Linked DNA regions of Homo sapiens: regions 1 and 2 are each linked to region 3. Evidence: chromatin contacts called from ENCODE Hi-C or POLR2A ChIA-PET data. All regions are on one chromosome and are shown on one strand. The core of a region is the stretch at or near the end of the contact, and the rest is flanking DNA. Distances in the headings are between cores, read along the strand shown.

What was found. A loop is a pair of places that touch in the nucleus more often than their neighbours do. ChIA-PET counts read pairs that join two places held with the same protein, here RNA polymerase II (POLR2A). Pooled maps may share reads with other maps.
Region 1: a loop to region 3 is called in a map of IMR-90, with 4 times the contacts of the local background. The contact joins the enhancer-like site here to the promoter of NAALADL2-AS2 in region 3. A Hi-C loop is called at or near these places in 3 of 168 maps with a recorded cell type or tissue (Calu3, IMR-90 and chondrocyte). POLR2A ChIA-PET finds 5 or more read pairs at or near these places in 2 of 52 experiments (A673 and AG04449).
Region 2: a loop to region 3 is called in a pooled map, with 2.7 times the contacts of the local background. The contact joins the promoter of NAALADL2 here to the promoter of NAALADL2-AS2 in region 3. A Hi-C loop is called at or near these places in 1 of 168 maps with a recorded cell type or tissue (Calu3) and 1 of 50 pooled maps.

Annotation. Positions count from the first base shown.
Region 1 is chr3:174,947,593-174,952,139 of GRCh38, forward strand. All of the region lies in intron 1 of NAALADL2 (N-acetylated alpha-linked acidic dipeptidase like 2), which reads left to right. Among named protein-coding and RNA genes, the nearest start is that of NAALADL2, 91 kb to the left of the region's middle. Within about 2 kb of position 2,061, at least 2 of the 41 ENCODE cell types and tissues checked have a DNase peak (open chromatin) inside an H3K27ac peak, as active enhancers do.
Region 2 is chr3:174,857,524-174,861,837 of GRCh38, forward strand. NAALADL2 (N-acetylated alpha-linked acidic dipeptidase like 2) reads left to right here and starts at 1,811. Exons shown (of 14, transcript NM_207015.3): 1 at 1,811-1,927. The coding sequence starts at 1,885.
Region 3 is chr3:175,269,199-175,273,630 of GRCh38, forward strand. It overlaps NAALADL2-AS2 (NAALADL2 antisense RNA 2), which reads right to left and starts at 1,898. Exons shown (of 3, transcript NR_046713.1): 1 at 1,859-1,898. The region is part of intron 4 of NAALADL2 (N-acetylated alpha-linked acidic dipeptidase like 2); the gene reads left to right.

The DNA.
Region 1 (4,547 bases), core at 811-3,310, 320 kb before region 3:
TAGTTCTTCTTTATAAATTTATTATTCTTGGGAAAAAAAACACTGATAACTTTTAAGAAATCTTTTATTTTTTTTCTTTGGTCTTCTAGTATACAGGTTTTAAAAAAAAATCCACATGAATAGTGATATATATACAGACACACACACACACATACTGACACATATACACACACATACACATATGTGCACACATTCTTCTGTATGTACATATTCTGTTGTCAGTGGTGTCTAAATTATTATAATTATTATTTCAAAGACTTGCACTGAGCTTTATTTTCTAATAACAAATATATTTTATTTTGGTAAACTTGCTGCCATTTTAGTAACTAATATTTAATTTTGCTGTATACCTACATAGATGTAAATATAGTTATGAACTGCTATTTTTAACATTTTATATAATTATATTTAATTAGACATGTAACACCTTTGACACGAAACTTGACATATTGTTAATTTTTGCCAGTTAAACCCGTAACTAAATTTAATTCTTTAAAATACAAAATGTTTCCTGAAATGTCATTAGGGCATTCTTACACATAAATATATTCATGGAGGCCCATATAGAACTTATTTATTTATTTATTTATTTATTTATTTTTGAGATGGAGTCTTGCTCTGTCGCCCAGACTGGAGTGCATTGGCTTGATCTCCGCTCACTGCAACTTCCACCTCCCGGGTTGAAGCAGTTCTCTTGCCTCAGCCTCCCTAGTAGCTGGGACTATAGGCGTGTGCCACCAAACCCGGCTAATTTTTGTAATTTTAGTAGAGACGGGGTTTCACCATGTTGGCCAGGCTGGTCTTGAACTCCTGACCTCAGGTGATCCACCCGCCTCGGCCTCTCAAAGTGCTGGGATTACAGGCGTGAGCCACCACGCCTGGCAAGAATTTATTTTTTTATGAATGTTGAATTTATCAGATGTCACTAAAGATAACTTTTGTCTGGTACTTTATTGTGACTATTACTACTTAACCAATCTTCCTAAAACTGAGTGTCACAACACAGTCATTTTATTATCTTTCATGGCTTCTATGGGACAGGAATTTGGACACAGAACAATAAAGATGGCTTTTCTTTCTTCCATGATGTCAGGGGTCTCTTCTGGGAAGATTTGATGGCTGTGGTGACTCAAAAACTGGGGGCTGGAATCATCTAGGGCTGTCTGCACTGATGTATTTGTCCATTGATACTGGTTTTAGACTGAGTCCTCATCTGGACTGTCAGTTGAAACACTTACTGTCTTAGTTCTTTCAGGCTGCTATAAGAAAATATGATAGACTGGGTGACTTATAAACAACAGAAATTTTATTTCTCCCAATTCTGGAGGCAGGGAAGTCCAAGATCAAGGTGCTGGTGAATTTGATGTCTGGTGAAGGCCCACTTCCTCATACACAGTTGTCTTCTCACTCTAGCCTCACATGGCAGAAGAGAAAGGGGTCTCTCTGGTGCTTCTTTTATAAAGACACAAATTCCTTTTATGAGTTCTCTACCCTCTTGACCTAATCATCTCCCAAAGATCCCACCCTCTTGACCTAGTCATTCCCCAAAGATCCTACCTCCTACTACCATCACCCTGGGGGTGATTATTTCAGCATAGGAATTTGGGGGAAACATAAACATTCAGGCCATAGCTCTTACCCATAGCCCTTCAAATGGGCTTTCTCACAACACCCAGTAGGGTTTCAGGTGCAAGTGTCCCCAGAAAGCCAATTGGAATCTATTTTACCTGTTACGACCTAGCCTCGAAAGTCACATAATATCACTTCTGCCATGGTTGCAAGCCTGCCCAGTTCCAAGGGGTGGGGAGGGTTGTCCCTGATACCATCTCTTAGTAGGTAGAGTGTCAAAGTCACACAGTGTAATGGGGGATATTGTTGCAGCCATCATTGAAAAATATAATTTTTTATATTGGTGTAAAAAAAACAAATTCAGTAATCAGCTATTATTGGCTTTTAATATATTTCACACTACATTGACTTTAGTTCCATCTGCAACCTCAGAATTTGGACCAGGACCAACATCACAAATGAGCCATACTATAAACACGGAACACCATTGCACTATGCCCTTTACAAAGGAATGTTAGTATAATCTTACAATTCACTGCAGAGAAATGATCAGTGTTCTGTCCTTTTAGGACATGGCCAAAGAAAACAAACAAAGTTACCCTTAGCTACAGTAGCTAAACATTCAACAACAGAATATGTCTTCACTGCTATTCGGAAGAAGAAGTGTGGAGCAAGAGTAATACTAATATGTGCCAAATAATAGCATATTGAGATAACTATCCATTCCCAGATTCTCTGTGCTCCTTTTTGTGCACTGGTCTTGAGCAGCAGTTCTCAAGATTGTTATCCATTGTCTATTTGCATTGGAACCATTGAGGGCAGGTCTAAGCAAACTACAGCCAGCAGATCAAATCCAGCCTGGTCAGTTTTTTATGACCCGGTTTGCTAAGTATTGGTTTCCTATTTTTAAAGGAGTACAAAAAACAATCAATGACAACAAAATAAAAATAAGAGACAGAGAATACCAAAGTTTAAAATATCTACTATCTGTCCCTTTACAGAGAAACTTTGGTCGCCCCCAGATCTTACATACTTGATGAAAGTGTAGAGTCCTTGGTTTTACCAAGGACTCTACAAACCTACTGAATATGAATTGAGAGTAGGGAGTAGATTTTGGGAATCTGCATCTCTGAAGAGTTCCCAAAAGTTTTATAATACCTGGTATATCTTGAGAATCACAAATTTTGGTTGTCCACAAATCCTTGGAAATATGCTTGGTTTGACTAATTTGACCAATGCATTGATTTTCATTGTTATACTTTGCTGTGTAAAACATACATATACATGATTCTATTCATCACAGTAGATTTTGTGTCATAGCCAAAAAACAATGAGTTGATAATCAAGTGAGCACTATTTTTCTAAAAAAGCTAGGATCCTTTTTAAATCTGGGCTTTGATACTTTTGAAATGTTTTTGAACTATATATGGTGTTCTTGAAGAGTTCAAAGCCTTTTTTTAAAATAGTCATCCTAGAAAATTATTCCCCCAAATAGTAAGGTTGTGCACAACTTTGTTTTAATTGTCAATAATTTGAAACAATTTTAGCATGCCACTATAAAAGGCTAGTCAAACAATTCATATTTGTAATATGACATACTTAGCATCATAAAAGTAGCATTTTACAAAAATAATAAAATAGAAATATGGTCAAACTGAAAATTAAGGAGCTTACAAAATAATTTGTAATTTAATTTCATTTGAATCAAATAGCTATTAACATTTGTATGTTTATATCTATCTCTTTATTCATCTATGTATCTAGCTATTTATCTCTTTTCCTCTCTACTTGTCTCTTTAGATAAAGGATGGAAGGACAGAGAAAAAGATAAAGGACAGAAGGATGTGCTGGTGTCATTAGCAAACATGCCAATCTGTATTTTTCACATTTCTATTTCTGTAATAAAGAAAAATAATTTTACATAAAAAGAGAATAATGCTTAAAATTTCAAATTACATCATTTCCTGCAATGAAGACCTATACAACCCTATTTTAGTTAGAAAGTATTCCATACTTCATATTTGGAATAATACCTTCATGAGTCATGTTAAGTTGGGATGTAAATGTAGCAAAAATACCTTCATGAGTCATGTTAAGTTGAGACGTGAATGTAATTCTCAGGAGGCAAGAATAAATCGTTAGCTTTTTCCATTAGAACAGCAAACTAGGGACAGCCTTCTAAATGATATGGTAAGAAAGAACCTGCAAGCTCACATTATGAACAAATATGCTGACAGATACGACTCAACTAAAATGATCAAAAAAAGAGAAAATAGGCGGAGTGAATTTATTATCTCCAAAGTATAGAGAGGTTATGCTTGAAAGGGTATTTTATGCTGATCCTAATCTGTGTTCTCCTTCCCTTCTTTCTCTAAATCTTTTTAATTTTAATTGATAGTAGATGGTGAGGCAATATATGTTTAGGTAAAGTTAATATAAAGAGTTCAGGTAATAAAACAAAAGTTGTGCCTAAGTGCTTTTATATTCTTTTTACTTGTCGATAGACGCCTTCAACTTTAAATGTTGTAATCAATATAACTTTGTGTTGCATCATCCTTCCTGCAATATGTCTAGCAAAATACTTCAAAATATTTTACAAATACTTGCTGGTTAAATGTTATTTTTCTATTATTACCCCCACTCTGTTCTTACTGCCATAATTTCTCTTTCCTTAAAACCACTAGTGATGTCCTGTATTATTCAACATTGATTTATAGCCTTGGTCTGTTATTATTCCCCTATATCAAACCCTTTATTCCAAGCATACCAAGCTCTTCAGTTTTCTAAACCTAAGATAATTTTGTGTTACTCTATGCCTCTGAACATGCTTTTTCTCTTATCTCTGTTGCCTTCCCCTGTCTAATTCATTAGGCAAACTCTTATTCATTTCCAAGGCCAAAGATCAAACACTTGTTCTGTAAAATTTTATTTGCTACATACTACATCTTTGGTACAACTAAATCTCCAGACCCGTCAGA
Region 2 (4,314 bases), core at 561-3,060, 410 kb before region 3:
TGTAAATATATTTCCAAGTTTGTCATAATGAGTGAGGATTGATATGTGTGTTGGTCCTTTTAAAGTGAAGTAAGAATGTGATGATTACAGTGTTTTATTGGCAAACATTCAATTTCAAGTTACTGTTGGTAAAGTATGTAGCATGGTGTGTATATATATATATTACAGTATGCAATTGCTATAGGCAAAGGGTTATTCTATTCTGGAGCAAACCACAACCCAGATTTTAAATCAGAGGCTCCTGGCATTATAAAGAGAGAATGGGTTTTCAATGGTCCAGCTCCCTCATAGAAGAAACTGAGACCTAGAGAGGTAATAAATGAAAGAGACAACTCCCAATTGCAATCAGAAATTTTTAATGTCATGTTTGCCTTTATTTCTAATACTTTTGAGAAAAACTGTTGTTTGACATTTCTGTACTTTACACAACTTATATAGTCAATTTTTACATTAGTAAGCTAGCACACATAATATATAGATTTTTTCAAATTAAAAAGCAATGGATTATAAAGAAAGGAGCTTGAGCTTCATATACATATATATGTGTGTAACTACAGCCTATATATATATATTAGCTGCAGACTAATAAAAATGTTTTTATATATTATATATTTGAATATAATAATATGTAATTATTACAATATTAAATATATAATATATAATTTGTAAAATATTAATATATATGAATATGAATATATATTTATATTCATTTATTTACTAGTCTAACTACAGCCAAAGTTAAGGATTTCTAGAGGGAAGAAAGTGGAGATTGTTTTTTATTCTAGGTGCCTTATGGGGGACAAAGCTTAAATAAATTGCCTTAATTCTGTGATATCTTTGCTTTCTCACATACAAATGAATATTTAAAGATACGTCTCCAATTTGTTGCTCTTGTTTGCTGGGAATTATTTTTGTTGAGTCACAACAGTTAATCTAAGTTAATATTCACCATGCTTCTATTCAAAAGGCAATGCAAATATCATGACTCTCCTTTTACAAATGAGGACCTTGAGGCAACTCAGGATTAGGTTGAACAGTTTTTTTCAGGTCTCTCAGTTAATAAGTTGCATAACTGATGTCAGTACATGATCTGGGACATCAATGCTGCAGTTCAGCATTCATTCCACTCATCAGAAGAACAAGAGGGAGAGAAGGAAGAAGAAGGAAAAGGAAGAGGAAAATTAGAAATTGTTTTTTGTTTATTGTCCATTATTCACAGTGTTTAGCACAGCCATACATTAGTGTTTTCAATCTTCGTACTAATCATACATACTTCATACATACTAGATATTATTCTATTTTATAGTTTAGGAAACTGAGTCTCAAAGAAGTTATATTCTTTGCTTACAGTCACACAGCAAGTATTAGAGATAATCCAAAACTTGTCTTCACACTGCTGCACAAAACTGACTCTGAGCTGTTCCTTATTTCCCTATGGTTTAAAAAATAAATGTCGTGTAATACACTTTAAATTTGATTTCTGTAGGAAAAGTAGATTAGAAACACTCAAAAACAAAGAAACCAAACTCTGTGAAGCTTGGTGTACTGGTAATATCAATGCTCTTTTAGGGGAAAATATAAATATGTTTCTGGACTAAAGTGAAAGTAGAGAATTAAAAGTTTATATCAAAACTGAAACAAAGCAATGTTTTGTGAAGTACACTTTAATAGCCATACAGTGGATCAAAAGATATGATCTCACTTCATAGTAAAACAGGTCCTGCAAGCCCAGGTAACTCAGGAAGCAGAATGGTAATTATTCACAGAAGAAAGCAGGTAGTATACTGTTACAATACTACAGTAGAAAGTCAGAAGGTCACAAAGCTTGCAGGGTAAGTGACACAACTTGAAACTGCTTGGCCCTCTTTAAAAAGAAATAATAAAATGGGAGAGAATGAAGCAAGTTTACCTAACACGTCTTTGCAAGGTAAGTACCAACAGCCTATGAACTTTTCACTTTTCACAATCAGAAACTTAAGCAGTGTTGATTACAAAGTCTGTGTGTTTCTGTGTATGCACACACGCATCCCTGCATGCATGTTCAGGTGCCCTGGCCCTGTTTTTAAGGTGTTTTCTGCGAGCGAGAAAAGAGGTGGAGATTGTTGATTCAGAGGAAGCATGTTTTCTCAGTTGTTTACAAAGACTCAGGCAACACAGAATCACAAATTTGGGGGACCCGTGGAGGGTATGGAAAGCTTTATCCTTAATCCCCAGTATAATGTTGGAGAAATGGTATAACCAACTTCCAGTGCATTTTCATGTTGGACCTTTTCCAACATTAACAGAACCTTGATTTTTGTCTCTACCTGTGGAGTGTTTATTGGTAATTAAGTTTTGCCATCTCTGGAGTTTACCAGCTCAGTTTCCCTGTAATTAATATAACCACTTTTTAAAAGGTAGAAAACAGGGGAACATGGGCGAGCCTATCAGTTAGGAGGCTGTGATTTATTTCACAGGTGTTGCTTAATCAGATACCTTTGTCCTTTGAAAGGACTGGCTTTGTTGACATTGGCTTGACTAGGCATCTCTGGTTAGAGGCTTGTTCACCGAAACAAATTTAAGGTCGCTCACATTTCACATTTTTGGGTAACAAAAGTTATTTCTTAAAGAAGAAAAAGAAAGTAGATATTGGGCCTAATCAATATTTGTTATAGACTTCTAGAATACCATGAGATCACATAGATCTGCATGATCCTAAAAATATATCACCTATTTTATAGTTAAATTATATTTTTCTTTCATTTCTTTAATCTTTTCTCTACATAGCCTGCTTAAGAATCCCCGTATCTTTTTTTATCTCTGTATATTTCCTAAAAATCTTTCTTGAAATACTGTGTAAAATGCTACTATAAAGCATTTTTAATTTAAAAGATTAATTTCAAAAGTCATGTAATAAATTCTATTGAAGAAAAACAGTAAGGTAAAAGGCTCATTTAGCATAATGAGAATCATTTATTTCTATGTGTCTTATGGACAAATGGTATTATGTACAAGATTATAACATATTCCTTATTTGTCTCTAATATTTTTCATTGGAAAGTATATGGGAAGCCTCTAGTTTGTTCCAATTGTGCATATGATAATGATTTTACATTAAATGTTTATTACTGTTTGGCAACCACCTAAATAGCCTATTCTAGGCTGTGTGGGTGCATCACCTGTCTGTATTCAGCGATCAAAATAAACTAAGGAGTAACCAGGCCTCTTTCCATTTCACTCATTATCCCTCTTTGTGTTAGGATCATGGGTAATATTTTTTTAATTGAATCCCAGATTGTGTATACATTTTGTTGTTGTTTCTTTCTTTTTCTCTGGTGCTTTTTATGTATATTATGTTTCTGGTAATACATATGTTTCACTGTGTAAGGATAGCCTTCCCTTTCCCCTATCCATATATATGTATAAAACTACAATTATTTTCAGAATTATTAATCAGAAAACCATGCACAAAATTCAACACAAGTGATATAGTAAATAATTTGAATGGTGTGCTTTAAGTTCAAGAACAGTGTGCCTAATCTTTAAGCCTTTTGTAGTTGGGTAAAACTTGTGAAATCAGTTATATACTAGGGAGTTTTTGTTTGTATACTCTGAAAACTTTTCAATAAAATATTTATTCTCTTCTGATCTTATTCATGTTTAAATGTATCCTTGGTAGGTCTGTAAATATTTCAGATCTATCTTCTTGGAGTATTGAAGTGCTTCCCTACCAGTTATATTTGCATCAAGATTCTTAAGAGCACCTATTAATCAAGTGAGGGTTAAAAAGAACCGATGGTAGTTCAGTTGTTGGTTTCGTTTCTGGATTTCTTTACATTATAAAGGCAATGGAATGCCTTAACATTTTTCTGTTGTCTGTGATACCCTGTCCAAAATCTGAAATTGAGTTTCAAAATGACCAAAGTGAATGAAAAGTTATTTTCTAGTGTTCAATTTCACCTTTGACTTAATGACATTTATAAAAAATTCTGAGGTTCTTTCAAATAATACTCATTGTCAGCTCCACTTACAAACGGATGTTCTTTAGTGGAAATAACTATGTTAAAATAATATGTTTTGTATATTAAACATGTGGATGACTTACGTGTTTTGACTATGAGGATAATATATTATGTAGATTATCATTGGAACTCCATCAAGTGCTTTGAATAATGATTTTCTAAGGCCATGTATCTAGATTTTCTAGATTCACTGAATGATCTCTAGTTACAATTTGAAAGGCTAGCCATAGATATTATCAATGATTATTCATCACAGTGCTTTTTCTGTACATCTCTGACCCAATTATACTCTCAGGGGGTTAGTTGCATGTGC
Region 3 (4,432 bases), core at 648-3,147:
AAAATGCTGAGATTACAGGTGTGAGCCACAGCACCTGACCAAAATTTATTTTATATATAAGTAGGAGAAGTACACTCTAAAATAGCAAAAATATACATAGTATAGTAAATACACAAACCACTAATATAGTTGATTATTATCAAGTGTGTACATAATTGCATGTGCTATACTTTTATACAATTGGCAGGGCAGTAAGTTTGTTGACAGCAGCATCACCACAAACATGTAAGTAATATGTTGCACTACAACGTTAGGACACTCTGATGTCACTTGCTGATAGGAAAATTTCAGCTCCGTTATAATCTTACGTGACCGCTGTTGTGTACGGGATCATTCCTTGACCAAAATGACCTGTGCGGAGCCACGACTTTGTCTGTATGACGCTAGTTTACTTTCAGATACACACTCTCAGGTAAACACTCCTTATCTTCCTAAAAATTCCTGTATAAGTAGGATGGTCACTGCTGTATGGTAAGTAACTGCTTCTCAGGGAGTTTGAATGTCTTATCCAATGTTGTACATTTATTTTTCAGAGAGCTAGTGCTGTTATTCCAAACCTAGGGCTCTTTATGATCCTCGCAGTTTGTTTATTTATTTGTGTTTATGAATAAATATTTAAGATAGCTTCTCTCAGTATTAGCACCATTGTGCCTTCAATCATGGTTCTTTACTACCAAACAAATATGTTTTCAGATTACTTTCACATGGTTCAGAATGAGAGAGATACACAGAGAAAGATAAAGGAAATGTAAGAAAATTAATAACTGGTGAAGTCAGGTAATAAATATGTGAGAATTTATCATACTATATTTTTCATTTCTATTAAAATCCTTAAAATAAAAATTTTCAAAATAAATAAATGTGGGGGGAAAAGCAGCCAGGATTCCCAACAACTGCCTGAAAATGCCTCTAACCATTTTAGCATTAATTTAGCTTATTTGCTTCCCCCATGGGAGCTGATTGAGTGGTTACAATACATGCTTTCAATTTGGACAAGATTTCTCATTTATGTGGAGAGTGTTTCAGTCCACTTCTGCCCTTAGTCAATCAAGCATACTAATCAGAGGATTCAGACTCACCAATTTAGCTGTCCAAAGCCCAACTTGACTTAAGGGGTGAAAAATATCACTTGATATTCTCCCTGCAGAGTATGGTAAAAATCAACTAGTAGGTTGGATATGGTCATTACGGTTAAATCACTCTTCATCCAAACTGACTGATTTTTTATATTTTTATCAGATTACTGACAGCCAGGGAGACATAGCCTCAGGCACCTAAACAAAAGAATGCTGAATGTGAATTGCTGTTGAATTTGTTCCCAACCAGAGTGCTGGTGAAACCACAGGGCAATTGTATATCGGAGCTCATTTATTATGAGCAAAGAGTTCTCATTAACTTCTCCGGGAAAATGTTGCCATTAAATCTTATCTTGAATGAGAAGAATTTGTAACTTGAAAATGTTTATGAATATTTCATAAGAATCGTCTTAGGGTGCGTGCTTGTGTGTGATAGCCTGGCAAAGGTTGACAGATATGTGGAATACTGTAATGACTTGATGGATGCATATGGAATGTTTAATGGAAAAAGTGAAAAGTGCCTGCTGGGCCTCTGTAAACCTCTTCCAGTATAGTACTGATTTTACTGTGCTGTCAACAAAATCCTCACAAAAAGAAATAGTTTGTGAGTAAATGAATTGAAAATGACAGGATTATTTTATTGCACTAAATAGGCCTATAAGAAATATGTTTGGGATTAAGGGTTAGTTTTTCATTCTGTATTTATTTTTATTAAAACACATTTTAAAAATTCATATATGTATAAAGGAGTTCTTAATGAATAGGCATGCACATTTACTTACTGCTTTGATGTCTCAAAATCCCTGAGGAATTTCACCAAGTTTCACAGTAACAGGGGGATATGAGTAGTTTGGCAATAGAGCAGCAAAGTCTATGAGAATCATAAGGATATCAAAGAAGAAAACAAAAGTTACTGATTTAATCTTAGAGAAAGAAAAAGATATACAAAAGTGGAAAAATAATTTTTTCCCAAGCATTGTTTATTGGTAGATTATCAAGTTTGGTTTGGTTTGCTCTATTTTAAAATGATAGAATAAATTTAGAAATAGATTTAAAAAAAATTGATGGATTAGGAAAACGTGAATTATTTAATTGAGAGTTTTTAAATCTGTTACAAAAAAAGCCTGAGAAGAAAGTCAAGCACAGTCTTCATGCACATGAAAGAGTATTTGTGGGTTATAAAATTAGGACCTTTTCCAATTTTTGCAAAAGTTAAAGCTATAAAATAGGCACTTAGGCCGGTGTGGTGGCTCACATCTGTAATCCCAGCACTTTGGCAGGCCGAGGTGGGTGGATCACCTGAGGTCAGGAGCTCGAGACCAGCCTGGCCAAGATGGTGAAACCCCATTTCTACTAAAAATACAAAAATTCGCCGGGTGTGGTGGCGCACGCCTGTAATCCCAGCTACTCAGGAGGCTGAGACAGGGCAATCATTTGAACAAGGGGGGAGGCAGAGGTTGCAGTGAGCCGAGGTCGTGCCACTGCACTCCTGCCTGGGTGACAGAGTGAGACTTCGTCTCAAAGTAAATTAAATTAAATTAAAAAGCCGCCACTTAAATTGTGCAAAGTATATTAAGATTACCCATAAATAATCTTATAAAATAAGACTGATTAAATACTGGAAAAACTTCCAAAGATGGCTGTCCCTGTCTGTTTTTAGAAATTCTAGAATATCTAATGAATTATATAATATTTCCTGATTCCTTTTAAAATTAATTAGGTATATTTAGTATATGTTGCATACTAGCCATCCACCCTTCTCTTTAGATCACGTTAGCCCCTGGTAAGAAGAAAACTTCCAAACAAAAAGTAAGAAGCCCAGAACGTTACCACATATTAGTGATGGTTTTGTGACCTAAGAGACTAAGGAGTTTGTCATTTTTAGACATCGATGGACTAATTCAATTCATTCCAGTAAGAGAGAAGATGTTAGACATTTTCATTTAACTTATGGCAAATTCTATACTTTTTAAAAAATCTGCTCCAGAAATGCATCTGTCTAACAAGCATCTTTATTTAAAAGAAACAAAGAAAATTTTGTTGGTATTTTGTTAAGAAAATGAGTTTATCATATTAAACTCCCAAGAAAATTATGTGAAGTGAGTATTATTCTTTATTTTAAAAATGAGGACTGTGTAGGTCTCAAGGAATCTTTGTGACAGAGTTAAGATTAATTGGTTTAGTGGAACTGATTACCATAGACCCTGATTTCTGTTAATAGCCATGTTTATCATCTTAATGTGAAATTTGCTTTAAGCAATTTATTCAATCACACAAATGTATGATGCATTGAACCGGCTACATTTGACATCAGATAAATATTGAGGTTTGAGAGGCTCACTTATGCTATAATATGTCACCCCAGGTACAGCCCTCTCTATCCCACAAAATAGTTTAAATTATTATTTTTTAATGTAGACAATAAATTTGAAAAGATTTGAAAATCATATAATATACTTCCCATTTCTCATATCAAATGAGATAATTCTGGGTCTACAAAAACCTGAAGCTGTAGGTTATTTAATCTGTTATCTTGGGTTATTTATCTGACTTAAGGTAAGGAACCTGATATTTTACTTTTAAGTATAACCTTTTCTAATAGAAGGGAAAATCAAAGATTAAAATAGTTGTAGCAAAAATAAATATAATTATGGCAATATAGCAATAACATATTAATGGCAATAATAACATGCAGATAAACTACAAATCAAGATAAAAGGAACAAAATCCGATTTATATTTAATCTTGAGTATTTTTCATTGATGTACTAAATATTTAGTCCATTTAAAATCAAGTTTATGTAATTTTAGAGTCCTATTTAATTATTTTAATATATGTTTCATTTCTAATTGCAAAACATTAGGTTTCATGGAAGCAACATTATTTATAATTTGCCTCTAGGTTTATGAATATATATGAACATGAATGCTTATTGTAGGTTGCAATATAAGTGTTTCATAGAATGCTGCAGTTGTTTGTGTATTTATGTTCTCTTACAATTTATCTCCACACATATGCCTACAGACATGACAAATTGACCTTCCTTATTCACCAGATATTAATTTGGTAGCATATTTGCAAGTAACCAAGGCAATTTATCTTTCTACAAGTATTTCATTTTAAAGTGTTCTATTATAATGAAAATATCTTATTCTGAACCAATACCAAGGATTTTTCAATTGCTACTCTAGGTTACCTTCCATGTTAGTATCTTCCATTCTTCATTCATTTAGTAAAGATTACCAACAGAGTTTATGTATTATACGTTCTTAAATTTAATACTAGAAATTAAATACTTAAATACTTTAATTCTTCGATTTTAAGATAATAAAAAGGTAAAACTTGCAAAAATCAAA